Linked DNA regions of Homo sapiens: region 1 is linked to region 2. Evidence: chromatin loops called from intact Hi-C (ENCODE). Cell type or tissue: MCF 10A. All regions are shown on one strand. Each heading gives the region's core, and the rest is flanking DNA. Links, peaks and the distances in the headings are about the cores only.

Region 1 (12,303 bases), core at 2,286-10,285, 640 kb after region 2:
CTTCACCTGTTTTTGCTTAGAGCATGATTGTGTTGCTTTTGGGACCTGGTTCCAGGTTTATGTCTTAGTGGTTTGTTTGACCTGACTCCCCTAACCCAGGCCTCTCCAACAAATGGCTACCTTGGGATACAAGAAACTGCGTGTAATTCTTTCCCTTTATTTTGAGTGAGGAGCAGGTTCATGGGTGTGCCAGCAAATGCACAGAGACTTTGACATTCACAGCATTTGATAAGATTGGTCAGCCTGGCCTGACTTTGCTTGGGTACCTGGGACTGTGAACAGCTAGCTACCCATTCTTTGGGTTTGTGTGTGGAGCTTCCAAGAAATGCCTTAACTTTCCAAATAAAAACCTGAATATAATTCAAAGGATGGCATGAAAGATAATAATTGTTGTGCAGCCTAATTTAGGAAAAGTCATTTATTTGCCACTCTGTTGCTGTGGAAAAATATGTAGTCTTCTGCATTTGTTAAAACAAGTCGGCTTCCGCTTTCTGGTCTCAAAACACACTTTGCATTTTTTTTTCCCTGGGACCGTCAATTTAATTCAGGAATGATCTAATTATGAGAAAGTGAATCCAGTCCTCTGGATGATAAGTGTTGACTACCCTGGGAGAAGCCCTGGCAGATGGTTAGTTCAGAGTGAATCTACCTTGGGATTGGGGCATTAGACTGACAGCTTTTTTCACTCAATTAAGTGCAACAACTGCCAAAAGGACAGCATTGAACTTGATGCAAATCACGGCCGTCTCCGATGTTGATAAAGTTTAAGCCTGTGCCCTCCTGAGTCAGCCAAACTTCTTAGAGTGTTTCAAGGTGCCACAATTGTGAACAAAACCCCAAACCTAGTGAGGCACAGGGAAGACTAGGAGAGCCCTCCTTTAAAATGTAGGTATTTATTTCCTTTTCCAGGTCAGTTGCTTTATTTAGGGCCTCTATTTTGGTGTCTTGTCTGTCAGTGATTCATTTGGTATCTCCTGCAGTTTGCTTTTGCTCTGGGCCCCGATGGATCCTGCGGTGACTCTATGTTCCAGAAAGTTAATTTATTGCCCTTTTATTTGGGGTACAACATGACACCACTCTGCATGCCTTTGCCTGCCCTGGATGGCCTCTCAACACCCTGAAAGGCAGGGTCCAAAAAGGAGCGAGAGCTTCTCAGTGTGCCTGCACGTCCCTACTCGTGAAGCCCCATATAGCTTTCTAGGCCATTCCTCAGAAAGTCAGTTGATGCCAGAAACGAAGCAGAATGACTCTTTTCCCGACTCTCCTGTCAAGGTGGAGCTCTGATAGACCCCAGTCCTTACCACAACTTTGATTTCTCTGTGTCTCTTTCTGTTCCCCAAGGAGTTTCCTCATGTCACCCCTGACTTACTGCTCTAATTCTGTGTTGACCAAGGTCAGGACCCATTAAGATGTTTCTGAAGAGTGTAACAAGAAAGGGCACCCTGCAAAACAAGGTCTTGGAGAAGGGTCCTTGAGACAGACTCTTGCTTCACCTGTCCCAGGCCTTTCTCACCCTCCACCCTTCACCCAGGTGTATCCCAGTCCCCGACAGCACGGCACAGCTCGTTCTGTGTTGTTATTTCTGTTTTACAAGCCTGGGGAATCCTGAAATTCCTCAGTCAGGTATATGCCATTGTCAGCCTGTTATCAGTTTCCTGATTTACTGTGTAAGCAGTTTTGATAATCCTTGTCATATGTGATTACATTTCCCCCCCTTCCCATAACATCTCAGTGTAATTGGTTTGATAAACTAGACCTCAGTCCAGTAGTTTGCTTGCAATATATTTTCACCTTCTATCTGTGTGACTAAGATGGTTTTGAATGGCTTTGCATGGAGAAAATCAGGCTTTGAGCACCAGGTCCTTAGTTTCGGAAACAAATCACCCAGGGCAGGCAGCACAGGTCTGGGAGAGCTGGGAATCCCAGTTAAGCCTCAGGAGTCAAAACGGGATTTTTCTTTCTTTCCCTGCTTGGGCCGAGAGTAGTGTGTGTTTCTTTGTGTGGGTTTTTTGGGATACAGAGAATATTTATCTTGTACATCTGTATCTGATTCCTGGGGCCATTGGACTAACTTCTTGTCCATAAAAAATTGGATTCGTTCGTGTATTCATTTATTGAATATCTGCTTTGTTCCAGGAGTCCATGAGGAAAAGAAGCTTTATTTTTTTCTCATTTTTTTTTCCCTTTCTTTCCTGCCCCTATTGGCACTGCTCCCGAGAGCAGAGAAGGAATAATCAGTATGCTTTGAAAATGAGGCATTTTTGGTAAATTAAGCATTTGGGTTAATTTAGGGTTAAATTAAAATGCAAAAGCTACTTGGGGCCATCACTTGCTAACTTTTCTTTGTCTGATAATTCAGCACCTAACAGAGTTCTAAGGCTTCGCAGAGAAGGCAGTTTTAGAATTGAGATGGGAAGAATGAATAAGATTTAGAAAAGGAGAGATGGGCTAGCAGGTGGTGAGAGAAGGGCCTTCCTGCTCCTAGGAGGGAAGAGCCTCAGCAAAGGCAGGAAGGCTGGAAAGCCTGGGTAAGGAGAATGGACAGGGCTGCTGGCGGGTGAGTGAAAGAAGGAGGAGTTAAGGGAAATCATAGGAATTAGTATGGAGAGTAAGCCTCTTGATTACTGGGCTCTGGAATTTGAATTTAAGTTTACAGGCAGTCGGGAGCCCTCTGAGGTTTTTGAGTTGGGGGTGGCATCAGCTGAACTACACTTCCAGAAAATAAATAGGTATCAGTATATATAGTAGTTGTCTTTTTTTTTTTTTTTGAGAGAATATAATGCAGGCCAAAGCTTTATCTCTACTCAAATAAATAATTATTTCAAAGAAATATCGTTTTAGAATTGAACATTTTTGGGTAATACTTCTTTCCAGGACATGAATTTTCCTACAGTCGTCCTTGAAAATTTCTGTTCAGTCTAGTTTCAAAGGATGGAAGCTGCGTACCTTTTGTTGGCATATCCTCCTAGTACAATTCTGCGGCTGGTATTGCTCATTCCCGAACATCCATGATGAGAATGTTTAGCAAATGCAGATGTGGATATGACAAAGATGAGAATGTGGGTAAATCATCAGCACTCAAGTCTCCTAGATCTAGGTTATCTTCCTAGATCTAAATTTAAAGTGGGATTGGAAGATGTTACAATGGTTTATTTTACACGAGCCAGACCCACTCTTTTAAAAGAACCTGGCTGTCTGCTTATACCTAGACTGCTGCTCTCTTTATTTAACATTTTGGTATTTTGCTCATCATGGATTGTTTGCATCCATATCAATTTTTTTAAATTTGCACTAAAATGTTATTTATCTAGATGGCTGAGTTGTTTGGGATCCCCTTAAATCCTGCGCCTGAGATGAGCGTCTCACTTGCTTCCTCTAGTCTGGCCCTGTTGCGTTTATAAAACAGAGTGGAAAATCTTTCAAATGCTCTGAGTCATTTGAGCATCTCTTCGAGTCTACTCACATCCTTGTGGAATATGTCCCTGATACCACACAAAACAAGCAGCAGCCAAAGCAGTACCACTCTCCAGCCTCCCTTGAACCCCCTGGGAGGGATCTTCCCTTCAGCGTGTGGTGGTGGGCTCTTCCCTGGTTATACCCTCTCCCTAAGGCATTGAGATGTGCATGGAGAGACACCTGAGAAGTGGGAACCTCCTCGTTGTGCTTGACTTCACCAGGTCTTTTTGGATGGGATCCAGGACAAACCTGTTTCGTAATGAGTTCGTCTGGGTAGGAGGTAGGAGGATTGGAAACATGGCCCATGGGATTGATATTTTTTGACATCTTGACGGTTCCCAGTGAATGTCCTTCTCTCAGCCTCACCTGACGGAGCCCGGTTTAGAATGAGAGGTTACCTACAGAGTTATTCCTTGTCTGTAGTGAATATAGATCTGCCAATGAAACCAGAGGGAGAAATGAGAGATTTGGAAGGGACCACCAGAGAGTTAACCCTCATCCCTTATTTTCCATCTGGCAAACCTGAGGTGCAGGAAGATGGATGGGCTCCTCGTGAGCCACATGACCGGCGGTGCTTAGAACTCAGGCCGCGGTTCGGCTCTTGGCAGGCTTCTCCACACCATGGGAACGGGGGAGCCCTTGCCTGGAGACGGGATCCACTTTGTTCTCCCTGTAAGGCAACCTGTTATTAAAGTCTCCCCCTGATTCTGGGTTTCAGTGCCTTTCTTTCCAAACTACATTAGGCCCCCTAAGTGCCTTTATTGCCATGTAGGGAGAGGGAAAATGCAGACAGCTTTGTAATTGAACAACCATGCTCTTGTCAGTAGTCATTGTTTTCAAACCAGCTATTACAGGGGGCTAAGGCCCGGGTGTGGCACCGGGAAGTAACGCTGGCCTTCTGCACCTTGCTGCCTGAACAGCTCCCTCATCGGCTTTCCCCTGTGGTCCCTGGGGCAATATGTCTTTAAATTTTTGTTGTTTCCTAAGTTCTGCTCTGGCAAGCAAGCTCTGCCTTAAACCTGCAGAGTTAAATTTACCCAGACTGACAACTGTATATGCAGGGTTTAGTTACATAACAGCAGTTGCTGCTTTTCACATCATGCTAATCCAAACACGGTGCTCAAAGAGATCAGGAAAAAGCAGCCCTCCGTTTGATGCGCTGCACGGGTGACTGGATTATGTGTCTTAAAATTTTTTTAAAACACTGTAACAATTATTCCATTATTCTGACTTTGGTGCCATTAGGTGACTTTTTAAATATCTTAATTATTAGGTAAGCAGATGCTCTGTGCACATGTGCAATTTGTTAATTTATGCTGTTTGAAATGAAATCCAGTTGTTTGAGACATATTTCATAATATTATGGCTAACTGAGTCGTAGTGCTACTGGAATTACAAAGCTGCTAGCAGGGAAAGCGTGTGCGTTAGCCTCATGTACTCTCTGAGAATCACGCAAGTGCTGCTTGTGCAGCTTCTCAGTGCCTCCTGTCTCCTCAGTTTCCTTCTGAGAAGATCATTAGATCTTTGCAACCTGTAATGGGCTTGTGAGGCCAGGCACAGGACCTTCAGAACTGCTGGAATGCTGGAGAAGGAGGCTTTTCCATCCCTAAATAGTCCTGGCTTATCAGGTAAACTGCTGAGCTGCTAAGTTGTCACACGGACTCAGGGGGTCTGAGGATTGGTGATGCAAGCTACTGGTTGATGATAGTCTGATATTGCAGCTATTCAGCATAAGCTGCTACCCAGCTCTTCAAGTTACCCCTAAATATTTATTGAGTAGTTACTGCCTGCAATATTGGATAGATGTGATATAATGGGGCAAAATTACGTAACTTTTGGGGTCAGATCTGGATTTGAATTGTGACCCTTGGTTTACTATTAGGTTGGTGCAAAAGCAATTGTGGGTTTTGCTACTAAAATAGCAGTGAGGCCTTAGGGGCCAAGTCATTTTGTCTCTTTAAGGCTCAATTTCTGCAAAAGGAATAGACATATCTGTCAAGTAGGCTTATTGATCAAGATTATAAAATGACCAACATTGTGCTTTTCACGTACATATTAGGTGCTCAGTAAGTGGTCAGACATTTCGTCCCTTTTGACACTCGTGGGATGTGGCCTCAGGAGCTTACCATCTAGATGAAGAGGCAAAGTGTCAGTAGGCCCTGAGTTAAATAAAGGCACAGAGTAATACGAGAAATGTCACAAATAGGCTGTGACTCATTGACTAGTGAGTGGTATAGACCTAAAATTCAGTGAGTTCAAAGGAGAAGATAGATCACTAGGTAAGCTTCTTATAAATGTGGATCTGACCAGTTTTGGAAGGATGAAAATTTGGACAGGTGGAAAGACTGCTGGGGGTTGTGTGTGGAGAAGGCCGGCAACTGCTTATCAATGGGGTCAATAGTAGGGTCAAAGCACAGAGATGAAGAGGCTGAGGTCCATGTGGAAAACAATGAGAATATGCATTTGTTCTGGGAGTCATGGTTTGTGTGTAATACATAGTGGGATTGATTAGAACTGTAGATCGGAACCCCTCTGTGGAGAACTGTGAATGCCAGGTTAAGGAAATCCTTGCCGTATCTAGTGTGGTTTGGTTTGTTGAAGCATGGAGCTCTGGCTAGACCTGCAGACCTCTGGGAAGAGCGAACCCATGAATGTGGAGTAGACCTCTAGTGGCTGAGAGAGTTACTGCAACCCTTAATGGTATGAATCTTGTTTAATGCATAACTTTCACGAGCTTGGCTGCACTGTATTATATATTGGAAGCTGAATGTAAGTAACATCCATCCTGACAGCAGTAACAGCTGACAACCTAAAATCTTACAGAGTCAGAAGAACTACAGAATGCATTTTTTAAAAAGACCGGGGCTATTTTGGGATAAGGTAAATCCACCTGTATACCTCTTTAGATCCTAAAGACATCACTGTGTCACAAAAAAATCATAATTGGTGATGTTGAAATAACAACATTAACAATATTATTATTATTAACAACAACAGCAACTAAAGGGCTTTTTTTTTTGTTCTGGTGCTATATTAATCATTTTACTTGCATTGACTTAATTCTCACAGCACTTCAATGAGAATGGTACTGCAATTATCTCTATATTACAAGGTGAAAACGCCAGCTTAGAAAGGTTAATTAACTTGCCCAAGGTCACACGATTGGAAAATTATATGACTGGAATACAAACCCAGGCCGTGTGGCTCTACCTGTGTTTTAGAAATCCTCTATACCACCTAATAACCTCCAAGCCTTAGGCCATGATGAAATAAGGTTCAGGAAGCCCTTTTACTGCCACGCTGAAATGTACAATGTTGCATTCAAAAATATGAACCGTGAAAAAATAGACAAATGGCCATTGTCTATGGAATGATGTATGTGGAATACTGCCTTCTCCACCAATATGGTCGAAGTGAGGAAGTGTTACAGCTTTTTTTTTTTTTCCTCCTAGGCTGGAGTGCAGTGGCACAGTCTTAGCTCACTGCAACCTCGACCTCCCGGGTTCAAGCGATTCTCCTGCCTCAGCCTCCCGAGTAGCTGGGATTACAGGCATGCACCACCACTACGCCCGGCTAATTTTTTTGTATTTTTAGTAGAGACAGGGTTTCAACAAGTTGGCCAGGCTCGTCTCAAACTCCTGACCTCATGATCCTCCTGCCTCTGCCTCCCAAAGTGCTGGGATTACAGGCATGAGCCACCGCGCCCGGCCTGTGTTACAGATTTTAAGTAAAAATAAGAAATATGTGATGGCTTGTTCCTACTCTTGGCTTGCACCCCATGTGCATTTTCTTTCTTCTCTGGGAACTTGGAAGGGCACAAGTTCAAATGTCTCTGAAAGGCATTCAGTTTACCTTCTGCTCTAGAACTTGAAGCAATTTCATTAGTGCTATCGTTGATTCACGTTGGACTTCGTGCGCTTCCCACGGGCCATTCGTTATCAGTCTTGGCCCTGCTGCAAGAGAGAGTGAAGGGCATCTAGAGGTGCCATTGGTAAAAGCATACTCCCCAGGGCTATAGGAAATTACTGTGGAGCTGCTTCCAACTACAGCAATTCTTGAAAAAGGGGCCGCGTTAAGAGCAACAACCCTTCCTACGTGCCCCTGGAGCCATCCGCTAAGGTTAGTGTCTCAAGGTGGCATATGGTGGAAATGCATTAAGCTGGGACTGGTGACACTTGACACTGTCACTATTCGTGTGACCTTGAGAAAATGATTGAGCCTCTCTGGGTCTCAATTTCCACAACTGTAAAATTACAGAATTGTTAGGATATTGCATATGTAAAGCAATTAACATGATGTTTCTTCATAAGCAAATGGAGCTGCTATTATTATTATTGGTATTGGTCATAGCTCTTTTGAGTTCAAATGAGAAAAACAGACTCAAACTATCTTAAGTAAAGATGAGAATTAATGGGCTCATATAACTAGAAAGTTTAAGGAGGAGATCAAACTTCAGGAAGGGCTGGATCCAGGGAGTCAAAGTGTTCCTGTGTTGGCTTTTCTCTATTCACAGGCAGTTCCTCTACAGCAAGAGACCTAAGGGAAAAAGTCTAACTTTTTCTATAATGAATCCTTAAAAAAATACTCACTAGCTTAGGCTGGTTCATGTGACACCTCCTTCTCCACCCTGCAGCAGTATAACTTTGTGCAGGGCTGGGATGTAGTACACCCAGTGGTAGGACTGGGTCTTGTGCCTATTCTTGTGGAACACATATAGATTCTAAAAATATATTATTGTTTTATGAAAGTATAGAATTTAGATAGGCTAAGCTTTGCTGAAGACAGAAGTACAAGTATTTCAGGATGGTAGAAACAAAGTGTGAGGGGTAGGAATTGGCATCATGTGTTCGGGGATAAGTAAAATGACGTATATTTGGAATAGATGGTTCCTATTGGGAGTTTGAAAGATATAGGAGAGAGAATAGGGGCTGGTGAGGGCGTTGATTGTTGGGCTAGAGTTTCATTGTTATTCACTTGATAACAGAGAGTCGTTGAAGGTTTCGTGCCAAGGAGTTATAAGATAATAGGAATAGCAACAACTAGTATGTGCAAACACTGTTCTGTTGACCAATCACTGCCATAGGTACCTTGTCTGTTTGACCTCACAACAGCCCTGTAAGGCAAGTGTTAGCTCCGTTTCACAGATTAGAAAATGTAGACTGAGATGTTAAGGGTCTCACTGGAACTCTCTGACAACCAGAGTCTCAGAGCTGGGAGGTGAACTCAAGTCTCTAGGAAACAAATCACATACTCAGTGAGGAGCATGGTAGGTTGGGATGTGTACTGGTAGCAGTGTGCATTATAATCTATTCCATAAATCATTATTCATTGCTAACCAAGGGAAAGCAATAGACTCACTCACTGCCTGACTGGCTTTGGGTCTCAGGGCAGTGTAGACCACAGTGAATTGTGGCAGACACTGTCTTTGGGGTGCTTCCTGGTAGATGAGGCAGAGCCCAGTGCTGAGCTGCAGAGAGGTCCTCAGTTACTGAGCACTGTACCCCTTATTTTGTAGCAGGTATGTCATTGTTGGTGAATGGGGTACCTGGGTCTTGGGTGCGGATGGTAGATATTGTCATCTTTTACTGATTGTATAGATTTTTCCTCTACTCTGGGTAGAGTATGCTGGATCCCTTGTAGCCTGGTTAGGAAACTGGCAATCCAGAGTAATTTGCCTTTAGGCATAAGCCAGTACAACATGTCACTTTTAAAATAAAACACATTAATTTACAGAATGACTATTTTATAGCGAAGAGCAGCCTGTCTAAATGAGAGGAATTAAAGGCCAATGGTCAAGTCCTCCGCATTATTCACACCACCCTTCTCAATAAATCACAATTGCTGAAACTGCAGGTTGGCACTTACTTAAATAGCACCGTGTTGGTTAAGGGTGACATGTGCTGACACGACCTCTGTTTGCATGCAACATGCTCTATGGAGAGCTACCGCCTAAAATCTACACGTAGCTCTGTCAACCCAAGTACCTTGTGCACCATTAAGCAAGGTTTAGATTAAGCCTGGACAGCAGTTGTATCTTCATTCTAGGCAGGCTTTTCTTAGAGAAGCGAAGCTTGAATGGCAATAGTATTTGACATTCAGACCTATCCCACTCTACAGACCTAATTTTTAAATATTCCTGTTATTTTATAAACCATCAGATTTTCAGAACAGATGCGAGACTACAGAATGTGAGGACACAGAATCATAAATGAGCCCATTGGTACCTTGGGTCTTGCTGAAGCTTCCTTGATGGACAGAGTTGTCCTTGGATTACTATGTGTGCTGCGTCTGCATGAGTACCACTTTACTGTTCTTATTGTTTGGGAAGGGAGAACCAATAAGCAGTCAGTGTCTCAATTCCATTGGAAGGAACGATAGAGGGGAAGATGAATATTTTAAAGGTTGGCAATGTGTTTATCTGCAAAGCACTGGGCTTGACTAAAATGGTTTTGACACAGCCTAAGAAGTACAATAGCCAGCCTTGTGGTGTCCTGGGACACATCTAAATGAATGAGGAAGGGGCTGGTTGTGTGGTGGTGTCATCTTCCCATTTCACATTTCACTCTCAACTATTAGATGTGCCCTTGATCAGAACTGATTTCTTTCTTTTTTTTTTTTTTTTGCTACAAGGAGATGGCAGCCTAGGTGTGCTTTCCTTTAAAAAATGTCAGCTTGTGAAATAATAATACAGATGACAATTCCTGAGTGTGTACTCTGCCAAGAGTTGTACCAGAGGCTTCATGTGTAGTGTTTCCATTCCGCATGATGATGGTGCAAGGAAAGTGCAGCTATTCCTATCTTTAGATGAGGAAACAGAGGTTCAGAGCTTTGCCCAAATCCGTAACGGTGGAGCCAGCCTTTCAATACAAATCTCTTCTGTTTTAAAGACTATGTTGTTTCCACTATATAATGCTGCTTCCCACATGGAAATGTGAATGTATGAAAAATCTCCCTGATGCATTTAGTATTTTTTTTTTTGGACCATTTCCTCTCAGCTGAAAGGCTAAAAATCAGCTTACGAGCTACTAACGATCAGTAAGGTGTTTGTGTTTTGTTTAGTTTTTAAGGAAAGCCAGTGGGAAAATGAGATTCATATATATAAGCAAAAGCATTTATACTTTATATAAATATATATAAAACCATACACACACACACATACATGCAAGCATTCTGTAATATACCCACTGGGTGATATGTCAGTTCTCCTTTGAATTCTTTTTTTCTTTTCTTTTCTTTTTTTGAGACAGAGTCTTACTCTGTTACTCAGGCTGGAGTGCAGTGGTGCCATTTTGGCTCACTGCAGCTTCTGCCTCCCAGGCTCAAGAGATCCTCCTTACCTGAGCCTCCCTTAGCCTCCCATAGCCTCCCTTAGACTCCCATTGTATTTTTTGTAGAGATGGGGTTTCGCAATGTTGCCCAGGCTGGTCTCAAACTCCTGGGCTCAAGCGATTTGCCCACCTTGCCCTCCCAAAGTGCTGGAGTTATTGGCCTGAGCCACCCACCATGCCCAGCGTCCTTTGAACTCTTTATGTAATCTATCTCATGATTTTATTTTTTAGGAAAGCATCTTCTGATATTTAAAGGTAGGCCTCACTTTATGCAGGACATATATCACTTTAGTTTCTATGCAACATCATGCTTTCCATGCACCGTGTAAAACAATCAATTTTATAGAACTTATTGGTGTCCCTTTTGTTAATAGGAAAATGCCCCTTGTAAAGTCAGGTTTTATTTTTGTGTGTGTTTCCTAATTTTAGCTCTGAGCACACTGATGTTCTTACAGCAAGACACACTGATTTTTTTTTTTTCTGGACCAAATACTAATTGACGGAGAAAAGTAATTTTTATTGATAAGCATGAGAATTAGCCTCACCAGGCTTTTGGAGTTTGAGGAACAGATAAACTTTAAAAGATATAATGAGCTTCACTTCAGGCCAATAGATATAAATCTCATTTATTCTTTTTATTAAAAATTGCAAAATTTCACCTGGTGTAGACATGTATTAATTTATTCATCCCTATTGACAAACATGTAGGTTGTTTGCAGTTTGGTATTGTTTTTTTTCCATGATAAATAATGCTGGAATAATGATGGATATCTGTGGTTTTTTTTTTTTTTTTTTTTTTTTTTGAGACAGAGTCTCGCTCTGTCACCCAGGCTGGAGTGCGGTGGTGCAATCTCGGCTCACTGCAAGCTCCGCCTCCTGGGTTCATGCCATTCTCCTGCCTCAGCCTCCTGAGCAGCTGGGACAACAGGTGCCCGCCACCATTCCTGGCTAATTTTTTGTATTTTTAGTAGAGATGGGGTTTCACCGTGTTAGCCAGGATGGTCTTGATCTCCTGACCTCGTGATCTGCCTACCTCGGCCTCCCAAAATTTTGGGATTACAGGTGTGAGCCACCACACCTGGCCAGATATCTGTTCTGTCTTCAGCACCTGGGGCCCTGTGGAGGCTGCAGCCCTCCTTCTTGCTGGGATATTGACATTGTGCTGGCCCCACAGGGCTCCTTCTCCAGCCATCCTTTGAATCATCTACTGCAGAGCAGCTAGGAGGTGGGAAACCAGATAGACAGGCTGGAGAAGATCCTCTCAAAAACAAGAGCCCATAGCTGCCGAGTGGGAGCCAGCAAATAGAGTGCGTGGATACAGGCACTGGATGTTATTTATGTCTTTCTCCTTTGTCGTTCTCCATTATTTTACCATTAACCTTAAGAAGGCAAAGATCATCTCATGTTCATTTTTAAATCTTTTATAATGTCTATCATGAATGTAAAAATGCGTTTATTCAAGGGACATTTAAGGACTGTGTTAAACACTAAGGGGTCAAAGATGAAGAAGACATGGCTT
Region 2 (12,303 bases), core at 2,855-10,854:
TTAAAGACCTACATGCAAAGCAATTCTTTAAAATTTACAGAAAAGAATATAAGAGAATATTCTTATGCTCTTGAGAAGCTAGAACTTTCTACGAGAGAAAAGACCATTAAAAAGTTAAATGACAAGCCAAAAAGTTGGAGGGAATATTTGCAACCAATACGACAGCCAAATGGTTATTATTTGGAATATACGAAGACGTCCTTCAACTCAATATGAAAAAACAACTCAATAGAAAAATGGGCAAATGCTATGAACAGACAATTCACAGAACAGGAAAACTGGAAATGACTGATTGCCACGCAAAGTGAAACAGTGAGCTGCCCTGTTGCATCTGTCAGATTGGCACACAAAGGGAAGTTTGAGAACAGCTGATGTTTCACAGGATGCGGTGACACGCACACGGTAAAACCCTGCTGATGGGAAGGAGAATCACTTCGGAAACAAAGTTGGCAAGCCCTACCCCAGCTGAACACATGCATCCAAACACAGCAGTTCCACTGTTGACACCCAACCTAGGGAACTCTCATGCAGTCTAAGCCAAAAGAGAAATAAGCGTACGAGGATGTTCACCGCAACACTTTAAATAAAATAAAAAAATGTGGAAATGGTCCATCAGCAGCAGATTTTAAAACATGCAAAAGAATATGAAAATAGCAGCTGTAAGAAATGAAGTCGCAAATTTTGAGTGAAAAGAACAAGTTGCCAAAGGATATAGATCATGTAAATGTGAGCACATAATACATGAGGCATACATGAAAATTATACATGCCCACTCTAGAAAAATGATTATTTCTGGGATGAGAGGGTGAGAGAAGGAAAGGGGTAGGAGAAGGATGGGCTTTAGTTATAAATTTGGAGGCCAGGAGGGGTGGCTCATGCCTATAATCCCAGCACTTTGGGAGGCTGAGATGGGAGGACTACTCGAGGCCAGGAGATGGAGACCAGCCTGGGCAACACGGGAGAATCCATCTCTATGAAAAACACAAAAATCGGCCGGGCATGGTAGCACATGCCTGTAGTCGTAGCTACTCAGCAGGCTGAGGCAGGAAGATTGCTTGAACCTAGGAGTTCCAGCCTGCAGCCTGGATGACATAGCGACACCCTGGCTCAAAAAAAAAAAAAAAAAAAAAAGATTTTGTACACTTTCTGTACATGAAACTTTTTATATTTAAAACAAAGGAAGGAAAGGGAGGGAGGATGGGAGGAAGGGAGGAAGGGAACAGGGAGGGAGGGAGGGAGGGAGACAGAGAGGCCTCATTCATGGTCAGGACAGTGTTTGAAGAGCTTTGTCAGCACAGCCGGGTTGTTGGAACGTTTCTTCTCTTCCACAGCTGTGCCAATCCCAAAATGCAGAGAGGGCTTCTCTCACAGGCCAGAGCCCCAGAGATCTCTGAGGGACTGATCTTAAGGGAGGCCTCTCAGTGAGGGAGGAGGCTGTGAGAGGAAGAGAGCAGGTCCTGGAGTGACTCTGGGTCTTGGCAAAAGGCAAGGAGGGAAAAATGGGAAGAGAGGCGAGGGTCAAACGACCTAAGGAATTCCACCCTGGAGGCATCAGGTTAAAGGAAGCAAGATTCCACCCCATATGTGTCTGCACTCTTCCCGTCCCCCGCCCCAATGCCAGTGGAGGAACGGCAAAGGTAAGCGCGGTGGATGAGATGTCAACAACACTGAGGGGAGGAACGACTGCAATTGACTTAGCAAACCGGATAAAGCTGGAACCCAGAGGCTTTGATGGGGGACGCTGTCGACAATAGTAAGCATCTGAATGCTGCACACTCATAAAGAGAATCCCGAGTGTTGCATGAAACTGAAAACAAGGGGATTAACTCGAAGTCTTAAAATGAGCAAATTTAAGACATCCCCAGCCTTCCGCAGCCTGCTAATATCCCTTCTCCTGAATTGGCAGGAGATGGTGGGGGAAAGGGCTAAGTGTGGGATGGTGGCGGTGGGGGACCTGGGACGGCAATTGACCCTGGAGAAATTGACCCAGAGAGTTTCTGAGCTCTGGGACACAGGCCCTGTCCCAGAGGGACAGTTTGAGGAGTTTGAGGAGCTGCAGTTTGAGGAGCTGTTTGAGGAGCTGCACTGAGCATGGGGAGAAGCCCAGGAGAAATGAGTATTCTGATGAAGGAGGACCCAGTCGCCTTTTTCCTCACACTCTCCGCTCAGCCTGGCAGTCAGGCCAAGAAAACAAGACAAAAATATAGATTTGTTTTCTTTGGAGAAACTGATTCGCCTAAGACATTTTTGAGGTTTTGAGGTTTTGACATTAGAGATTGTGGACATTTGAGTCAACATTTTTGCCCCAATGCAGCGGCTGGTTAGATTCAGGTGTCTGATGGCCGCCGGAGCAATGGGGAACCAAGCACCCTCAGAGTGATAATGAACTTCAGAGACGAGGCCCCTCGTGTTACAGAGAGGCCAACTGAGTCCCAGGGAAGAAAGGGGTCTGCCCAGGAGAACACTGGAAAGAAGTCAGGCTTGAGACAGCTGCGTACAATGCAGGTATCTTTTCCTCTAAGATAGAAATGCTATAAAGTATAGTTTAAAAAAAAAGTACAATGGCAGACTATGTGGAAGGGGATTTCTAAGGCAATTCCATTCTATTACTTTCAGGTACAAATTGTTTCCATAACTTAAACTAGGTTATCAAAGTACGGTCTGGCCAGGGCTCTGGGGGACCTGCTTTAATGAATTAGAGAAAGTTGATTCATATCTCATATACCAAATGATTGTCAATTGCTTCTTCTAAGGTAATTGAGAATGCTTGAAAGGTAATTTAAGTGATGCTTTATACTATTAATTAGCTCTATCTAACTTTTATATTTCATTGATAGAGCAGAGGCCTCACTTGAATTACTTTGGCAATCCAAGCTACTAAGGTTTTCTGGGTAAGAAAATGTTTCTGGACATAGTGTGGCCTGACAGGAATCTGGTTCAGATTCAGTAAACTTCTGACCTTCTATGGACATTCATTTAGCATTTACAGCTGGCTGGCCCTACGCATCTCTTGTTTAGCCACTAATTACGCATTTTGATTGGAAATCTCCCTCTTCTAAGGCAGAACCCACTTGTCTGAAACACCCATGTCTGGGGGCTGATCTGATTAACTAACCAGGGCTTTGGACAGTTACCTTGTTGCTTCTAGAAACCTTTGCTTTTGATGCAACATCTCTGTCAAAACAAAGATAAACAGCGATAAAGTGACCTCCTAGGGAAACGTAAGCTCCCACCAATCTGTTCTTCGAGAACGCGCACCATGTCTTTCGTCCTTCTGGTGAGGAATTTAGGGAGTGCTTTTGCATAAAGAAGTTCCTCATGGCTTCCTCCAGAATAGCTCTTGTCTTCGTGGGGCTGGGAATCCCCGTGGGAGACCCAGCACAACACAACAAGGCCATGTTGGAGGGCTTGATTAATGACCTGCACAGACATATCTCTTGCCTCTTGCATTTGATTCCGCCTTTTGATTTTCCCTTCTGTTCCTCCAAGTTCCCTTTCTTAACCTGCCCCCTTTCCTTGTTCCCAGCTGCCAAGGAGGAGGGACTCCGAGCTCACCTCCAATGGCATCAAGCGAGGCCCACAGCATTGCTGCAATGTTTGCCTGGGTCACCCCACTCTGAGAATGTGACAGGTGGCTGGTCATTGTGGACAGAGAAGAGATATTTTTGTTTATCTTGAGGTAGCTGTTTTTTTCTGCCATGTGAGCACCCTGTGAGGCCTCAGCTCCACAGACATAAGAGAGGAATAGCAATTTTGTAGTGAGAAGGTCTGGGCAAGGGTCTCAGGGATGCCCTCACCTCTCTCAGTCTGTCTCCTTGATGCGAACTGAGTAGGTTGATTCTGAAAGCACTTCCAGTCCTTTAGTAGGTTGAGTAGTTTGAACTATGAGTAAAAAGCCCAAGTTGCAATAAGCTTAGAGTTTTTTTTTTTTTTTTAAAGGATACAGGTATGTTTGTCCTTGGTGAAATGCAGAAACCTTTCTAGGGATCCAACTTGTACCCTAGAATTTGCTAGCACAGATCCGTTAAAGAAGCATTTACTGTGTACCCACCATGAGCTAAACACTGCACTAGGCTGGGGACACAGAAGCAACAGTCTCTGCTTCTCTGGACCCTTTGGGCCTAGAGAATTCCAAGGTGAGAGAGAAATAATCACAATCAGGTCTAAATGAACTTGATAATTTCATTGCTCTTGAAACCTGGAAGATACAGTTTTCTTACTTTAATTATCTTGCGATAAACATATTAATATATATGTAATATATTAATATATACATTGTTATTAATCTGAACATACTTGAATTGTATGCTTCAGAATTAAATTATGAAACTCAGTCTCGTTAATGCAAAAGGAAAAATGGACAGGCATACTGACGGATTTAGTTACCTTTTATAAATGCTGAATTGGCTTCTTGAATTAAAATCATCATATATGTCTCTTGAAAAGATATTTACACTGACAGTTTATAAATGCTAATTAAATTCTTTACAGACCAAGCAGCCAGGTCCTTAGACTGGAGGCATTTAATTTTAGAAAAGGTGAAGTTTAAGATTAATCATTTGAAGTTCTTTTTTTTTTTTTTTTAACATTATTTATAATGTTTTGGTAAGTGCCAAAGTCTTACCAAAGAAGAACCAAAGTTGTCTTTGTGCAGTGAGTATCTATTTTATGTTTTCAAATCTGTTATTCAGAAGCTGTGATTTTGGTAAATTTGTGTTTTAAATCTTTCTGGGATTACGTACCACTGTTTTGTGCACAGTTTGATTTTGGTCTTCAAGTCTTCAAATGTTTTCATGTAATTTAGATTGGAGACACTGTTTAGAATCACATTTCTTTTCTAAAAACATCTTTGTATAAAAGCCTTTTGCTGAATACTTATACTACATTGTTTTCCTCTCTAGCGTTTACTTAATTTAACCTTTCTGTTTTGAAATTCTTTTTGTCTTAAATGTTTTTCATTTGATCAGCATCCTCTGGTTTAAGTAGTTTAGAAGTGGGTTATTCTTGCTTGTACTTACGGCACTTACACAGGCGGCAGTAAAGTGGACCAGTTAGACCATAGACTTTTCAATCAAACAGAGGGGAATCCTGTTCAGTCATTCTGCGTCTCTGTTTAGTTTTCTTAACAATATAATGGAAATAATACTACCCACTTCATGGAGGTGTTAGGAAAATTAAATGAGATCATGTGTGTAAAGTGTCTGGCATGGCGCTCAGTGCTCAGAGGAACCAAGTAAGAGATACTACATCCTAATGTTCTTTGATTTTATAAAATTTGATCCAACGTTCCTGTTAAATATCCACATTCAAATACTGTTATGATGTTTAATAGGTTTTATCAGTATCTAAAGCCACAGAAAAATTAATTGCAAAAAGTATATCATAAACATAATAATAACCCTTGTGTGGTGACATGTAAATGTAACTCCATTTACATGTCTTTTTTTTTTTTTTTAGTCAGAATCTCTCTCTGCTGCCCAGGCTGTAGTGCAGTGGCGCGATCCTGCCTCGCAGCAACCTCTGCCTCGCGGGTTCAAGCGATTCTCGTGCCTCAGCCTCCCGAGTAGAGCTGGGATTCATGCGCCACCACGCCCGGCTAATTTTTGTATTTTTAGTAGAGACGGGGTTTCACCATGTTGTCCAGGCTGTCTCGAACTCTTGACCTCAAGTAATCCGCTGGCCTTGGCCTCCCAAAGTGCTGGGATTACAGGCATAAGCCACTGCGCCTGGCTAAATATCAATTTTTTAATTTACAATGTTCACCATTTTTAAGTGTAGGCCCATCTCCGTGCATGCCCACAAAATAAGACTGTGTGCATCCGCTCGAAGCATTCTTGGAGTCTAGTTCGTTCAAATGGATGTGTGCTGCAGGATGGATTTGATATTTTAAAGAGACTAATAAAAAGACCAAATGCTTTGGAAATGAAGTGAGGCATTTTGAAAAAGAACAGCCACTATTTGTCTTGGTTTTCAGACCTCCTACTTGAAAGGGCTGTGCATGTATTTGATGCCCAAACTTGAAAGTTCCCTAAACCAGGAGAATCATGTGTGAAACACATCAAGGAGGCAGGCGGCCCAAACACCAAACTTCATTATTTTTCTTGGAGGTGGAGAGAGCTGCTGTTCAGAAAAATTTCCAAGGTTTCTGTGATTTGTTATGAACTGAAGGTCGTTCCCTAGACTGGATCATAGGAGGCACTGAAGCCTGCCTACCAGTCAACGTGGAAGCAGATGTCTGCTGGCAATCCTGAAGCAGGGGAAAGAAAATTCAGGAGAAAAATTCACTTGGCTTGCTTGGTGAGTTTCATTTTGCATCCCTCCAGGCTGTCTTTTTCTGATCTTCCACTAGAGGGCGCCCAGCCACCAGCTGTGCCCGTGCTCCAAGGAAGCCTCTCCCTTCTGATCCTGCCCTTTGGGCTCCGGTGTGGGGTCCCAGGAGAGAGTCCTGGCCAATCACAGACTCGGGAGGATTCCAGCTCCAACCCCGAAACAGGCTACCCCCCGACTTCCTGGACAGGGTGGCCACAGTGAGAGCCCTTCACTTCAGGAGTGGGATTTCAGAGACCGCAGTGAGGGTTTTTCATTTATGATCGTTTATGTCTCTTCCATTCAAAAGGGTGCTGCGAGGATGGGGTTCTGGGGCTATATTTCCTGAACCCCAGCTGTCAGACCCTGCAAAGCCCTGTGTCTTTGCTGGAACAATAGACTGGAATATTTGAAACCAGAACTCCAGAAAATCCAGGACAGATGGCTTCCGTGATCGGGGCAAGCTCTGTGTCACAGAGCCCCCGGGCCTCCCTGCCCTGGCCAGAGTAACTCCTGCACTGGCACTCTGTGGCTGAGGGGGGTTACTGTCGGCTCAAAATGCCAGTGAGCAGGTCACTGGTTCATGGTTTGTCGGTGGCCCGCTCTCAGCGTGCACTGTAACCCCCAAGTTGAGCAGGGGGGTGTGATATGTCTGGTCCACCTAACCGGCACCTACCCCATTCTGTTTCCTCCTAGCTCTGTGTTTAAGGACCTCGTTTTGTGCAACCTGCCCCTCTGTGAATGTCTTCTGACACCGTGGAACATTCGATGAGAATAACCCGGAGCCACATTCCCACCGCACTTTAAAAGCCTTACAGGGTGCTTTTGCACACGGGATGCCCCTACAACCGTAAGGCAGGGGCAGGAAGAATGACCCTCGCCCCTCACGTCACAGATCAGAACAGAAAGGCTCAGAGCAAGTAAGTCCTGCAATTAGGACTCGAACTCACATCAGATTCAGCAGGGGTTGCTCGTACTTCCTCAGGTCTTTGCAGCAGCAGGAATTTGGGTTTGACTTTAGAGAAAACCTTCTGAGCCCCTGACCTTCAAACACATGGGTGCGTTTTAGGAGATTGTGACGCTGCCTTCAGATACTCTTCATAAAACGGCAGCGACGTGTGTTCCCTGAATGGGTTGAAGGGCGTCCTTCCTTGAGGCAGGAGGATGAACTGGATAAACCTGGGGGTGATTTCTAACCACACTGTTTTGGAGAACAAAGCACCCAGAAATAGATGAATCGGTCCCTTTAAACAGAAGAACACTTGTGTACAATTGTATGGAAAGCAGGCAATTTCCAGTTCAGTTAAGAACTACTGTAGGGCCTTTGAAGAGGTGCTCCTAAAAGGTGCTATGATGGATTTAAAAATTGTGTGCGGCTTGTGAGCTCATTGTTCCAGAGCCCGGCCTCTGTCCCGCGGGAAGCGTGCAGTTCTCTCGCTGGCCACAGGGTGGCGGAGTGACTTAAGCTTCGTGCCTCTTTCAATCTCGGGACAGAAAGCTCAGCTTCTGCCAAAGTGAGCAAAATGGAGCATCCAAGAGTTTGTTTAGAGTGGTGTGGACTTCATGTTTGTGAAAACTCTAAATGTCAGTGCTGGGAGGTGGTGAGGAAAGGGGATACTGGATTCTGAAGTAGAGGGGGCTTTTCCAAGGAGCATTGAGTGGCCAAAGTCAAATCCACCCATAGGGCCAGGCATGGTGGCATGCGCCTGTAGTACTAGCACTCTGGGAGGCTGAGGCAGGAGGATCACTTAAGGACAGGAGGCTGAGGCTGCAGTGAGCCGAGTTCGCGCCACTGCACTCCAGCCTGGGTGACAGCGCAAGACCCTGTCTCTTAAAGCAAAGAAATGATCACGATGACCTCATTAGCTGGCAGATGCTGAGTGAGCTCTGTCCCTTGGAGGCTCACCTTTGGAAACTGCAAAACCACTGCCACTTCCCCCATCTCTATCTGAATTTCCTTTTATAGATTGTTGGTCCTCATTTTTTTGCTCTTTTTTTTTTTTAATAAAAGGAGTGGTTTAAGTGTTTGTATACATTTTGGAGGAAATAATGTCTGATGAGGCAATGGTTCATTATTGAACCCCATATTTGGATATATGTTTCTAATGTGCATGCTGTATTTAGGGTTATGGTGAGAGAAAAGATTTAAATTTGGGAATAGTTTGGACCTTCTTGGGTGTGCATGCGCTGCACGGGCACACACACACACACGCACAAAGACAACACAGCTAGACCTGAAGGAGTGTGTGAGCCATGGTTAGAGACACTGAGGACCTTACCAAGTTCCCGGGTTAGGTAGAAAGGGTAGGATCCAGGATAGATCCCACTGTTGCCCATGTAGAAGCTCTGGGCTCTCATCTCTTACACTTCTGCCTAAACCCTTGGCGCCGCCGTATAAAGACAGTAGAAGTTTAAATGGCATAGTGAGATTAGCAGAAGGAAGGTTGAATTGCAACATGGGTACAGTTTTGAAGCACATCTTGGGGGATAGAAAAGCCTGTAATATTTTTTGTAGAAGTAATTAATATTCACTTTCTCAAACTTGAGATCATAGACTTGTGTGGTATGTGTGTGCCTGCAAGTGTCTGCGTATGAGACACACACAAAAAACACACACCATGAAATTGCTGATAATGCTTCAGAACAGAGTGCCCATCTTTAAATTTTTTCTTCCTTCAATATTTGCTTTTTCATCGACATTGATGACATTCATTTATTAATCTTTCCTAGACATTTATAGATCACCTACTGTGTGCCAGGCAATTAAGATGAAACAGAGTCATGCTGATGTTTAGAAAAAGACAGATCCCTGGGAATCCATTCTTTTTTGATAGGGAAAAGCAGGGCTCTACATTTGGCTGAGAATGTGGCTCCAGGATAGGCAGGCTGGGTTTGAAACCCAGCCCAGGCTCTTCCTATTATTCAGCTTCCTCCTCCTAAAATACGGATAATAGTATTACCCACATCAACACATTGTCGTCAGAACTAAATGAACTAACATAATGGGCTCTCCACAGTACACCCAGAAAGAAATCAAGAAACATGTAGCTCAAGGAATATATTATTCCTCTTTCTTTATCAACCAAAGCGTTCCATAATCCTCTTCTAACAAATATCTATCACGTGCTCATAGACCAGTTACTGTAGGGAATAAAGATGAGCTGGACAGTTGTTTCTGCTCAGGGAGCTGGGAAGAGCTGGGAGACATGTCACTGTGGCCACCAGGGAAGGGGTAGGTGGTGACAAAGCTCAGAGGTGAACCTGTGGCTCTGGGTCTACGAAGATGAGGGAGACGTGGCTGTGGCCTCCGGCTCAGATCGGGCTGCCTGGCTGGGAGCACTGTTCACCTGAGATACAGCTCCTAGGTCTTTTTAGAAACTGCAATCCAATACCTGAAGGACGGCATGACCTTCAGAGACACAGAAGGACTGTGCCTCTGTCAAGAGGATTCTAGGGCATAGGGCAGTTGTCTTTAGAGCTGACCTGAGCCCTCATTTGTAGGAGCTCCCTGAGCTGTGGAGGCCTGTGTCATTCTTCGGGGCCTGGTGATTAAGACAGGTCCATGCTGGTGCCTAGGGGTGCAAAGGAGGCCTGCCCAGGTACTATCTGCTCATCGTAGCTGGGGCTTCCTGGAGCTGTGCCTTACCCCAGGTTCTTGCCGCTTGATTGATGAAGGTGTGTGGAGGGGAAACTGTATTTATTAATAGCTCCCCAAGCCTCGAGTTCCCTGGGGGAGGATGAGTGAACGCTGGACTCTCGGCAGAGGTGGGGCAGTGCCCCAGGGGAGGCTCTGAAAGACTGAAAGCCAAGACCACTAGGGATTGATGCTGCCCCGTGCCCCACCCCAGGGCCAGTGGACCTTGTGGGTCACACAGACAGGGGCTGCGCTCTGTTCGCAGTGCCCAGCTTGTGCCCTCCACAACGGGGCACCCTGTAAGCATCTGCTGGGAGAGAGATGGAGAGAGTGAGGGCGAGTGCCCACGCCTCCACCCTGGGAGAGGCAGTGTGATGCCGAGAAGAGGAGGAGCAGCGCAAGAAACCTGAGACCGTTCTCTGTTCCTTTGTTAGCCAGGCCACCCTGAGCAGATTAGTTTACCTCTCTGGGCCTTGATTGAGAAATCTGTAACGGAAGGAGGAAAACCACTGCTGCTGCCTCCCTTGCTGGGCTCTGCCAGTGTTAGTGGCTGCAGCTGGTGTGTCTGGGACCTGGTAGTGTGTGCAGACAGCCTGCTCCGTGGGCTCAGTCCAGTGCCAGCTCTGTCCAGTAGCTCCCAAGTCGTCCCTTTCCTGCCCCTGTCACCGAGCCTCTCCCCTCAGGTGAGGAGCAACTGGCAGTGTGGACAGATTATCCGTCCTCACCACGGGGCCATGACGTTACCTTTCAGGAATGAAGTCCACTTGGGTTTTGAAATCAGTGGGCTCTGACCTTGCAGGCCTTCTTCCTCAGTCTCCTATTCCCGGTGGGGCCCAGCGGCTGCCCCACACTGGGGTCCCTGTGGGGTGCCACACTTTCCTGACACCTTTCCCTTCACACAAACCACAGCTTCCTTAGTTTCCGCGAGGTGGCCATCTAGCTGGTTGGGCAACATAGGCAATGTGGGTGGAAATACCTCAGGGGTGTCCCTACCCCCACCACCTCCAAACCGAAGTGCACTCCCGCAGTGCCCCATGGCAGGGCCAAGAGGGCCACGACTCCTCCTGCTTCCTTGTGCTGCTCAAAGCTTTGCCTTGGCCTTGGCTGCCTGTGGTTCACTCTCAGTGTTCTCCATTGGAGCTCCAGGTGAGGACACTCACAGCGTCCCCTCCCCACAGTGTCCCCTCAGCCTGCGCTGGTGCCCACCTCCCTGCAGAGTCAGATGACACGGGGAGATGCCTCCTGTTCCAGGCCCTGGCTGGGGCCAGGGCTGCAGTGATGACTGAGATGTGGTCGCTGACTTCCTGGAGCTTCCAGGCTAATTGGGGCAGTCAGATGGGTTTTAGATCTAGGCCTCATTGGTTCTCTGGATCCCTTGGCTGAGTGACAGCAACCATCCCTGGCATTTCTCAAATCTGCAGATGCCTGGCTGCTCTTCATTCCCATCAACAAGTATTTATCAGGCACTTCCTGGGTTTTGGGTGCTGGGCTGGAGGCTCCTTGTGTCTGTCCTGCAGCATGTGAGAGGCTCTGCTGCTTCAGGACGGCTGGACTTGCATCTGCGGGATGCACCTGTCCACTTATTTCGATGCTCTCATAGTCATAACTAGGACCATTCCAGATGCAGCGGAGAGAAGTTAATTTACCACTTACCGTGGGTGACTGAGGGCCCCGGGGCCTAATTAACACTGGGTTTCTTCTTTTTGCTGTTTCTTTGTGACACGTTCTCCCATTTTCCATCTTCTTCACATTGGTTTCTCTAGCTTCCTGCCTCTTCTGAACCTTTTATTTTTTAATCTTTCTTCTTGAATGATTTCCTGTATCCTCCATCCTCCTTCCTGTGCATAGCGGGAGAAAGAGGAGTCCAGGCCAGGGTGGGGCACATTCATTGGTAATGGGTGAAGATTCTGCTTGACTTGGAAATCCACACATAGAAGGGGTGGGACCTAAGACAAAACACACGTTGCCATATGTAGCCCCACCAGGATTTTTTTCAGGTTAACTATGAAGAAGAAAATCAAATTCAACAAATATTTGCATTACCTCTCCTCCCTCCACAGTGGCCAGCTTTGCTATGAAAACACAGTTGTCTGACCTATCTCACCTACATGCAGCTTTTCAGTCCTCCCTTTAAAGTGTTTTAAATGTAGCTTTTTTGATAGATAATATGTGTGCATGGCCCGAACTCGAACAGGTCCAAGGGTACACAGGGGAGAGTGCTTCCTCCTGATCAGCTCTTTCTTGATGCAGGTGGCATGACCAAGAGCTCAGCATTGACAGGTGAGGTGGAGTCTGGCCCTCCTGGATGGCGGGAGCTGGGTCACAATGGTGGCTGGGCAGGAGGAGGCATTCTGGCTGATGGT

The links. Peaks named below come from ENCODE experiments on the same cell type or tissue, not always from the same donor. Only the 100,000 strongest peaks of a DNase experiment are listed, where the experiment ranks them.
Region 1: it touches region 2 in a loop (18-fold over the local background); 17 of 110 quality-filtered maps call a loop at or near these places.

What each region holds. Positions count from the first base shown.
Region 1 is chr15:61,189,141-61,201,443 of GRCh38, reverse strand. The region is part of intron 1 of RORA (RAR related orphan receptor A); the gene reads left to right. LOC105370841 (a long non-coding RNA gene) reads left to right here. Exons shown (of 2, transcript XR_007064661.1): 2 at 1-12,303. Among named protein-coding and RNA genes, the nearest start is that of RORA, 34 kb to the left of the region's middle. In MCF 10A, for the core only: a CTCF peak has its summit at 6,086; a DNase peak (open chromatin) is centred at 6,103.
Region 2 is chr15:61,829,731-61,842,033 of GRCh38, reverse strand. It overlaps LOC124903501 (a long non-coding RNA gene), which reads right to left and starts at 7,339. Exons shown (of 3, transcript XR_007064668.1): 1 at 7,257-7,339. RefSeq lists enhancers at 9,691-10,555, 10,556-11,421. In MCF 10A, for the core only: CTCF peaks have their summits at 6,348 (motif pointing right) and 7,742 (motif pointing right); DNase peaks (open chromatin) are centred at 6,353 and 7,753.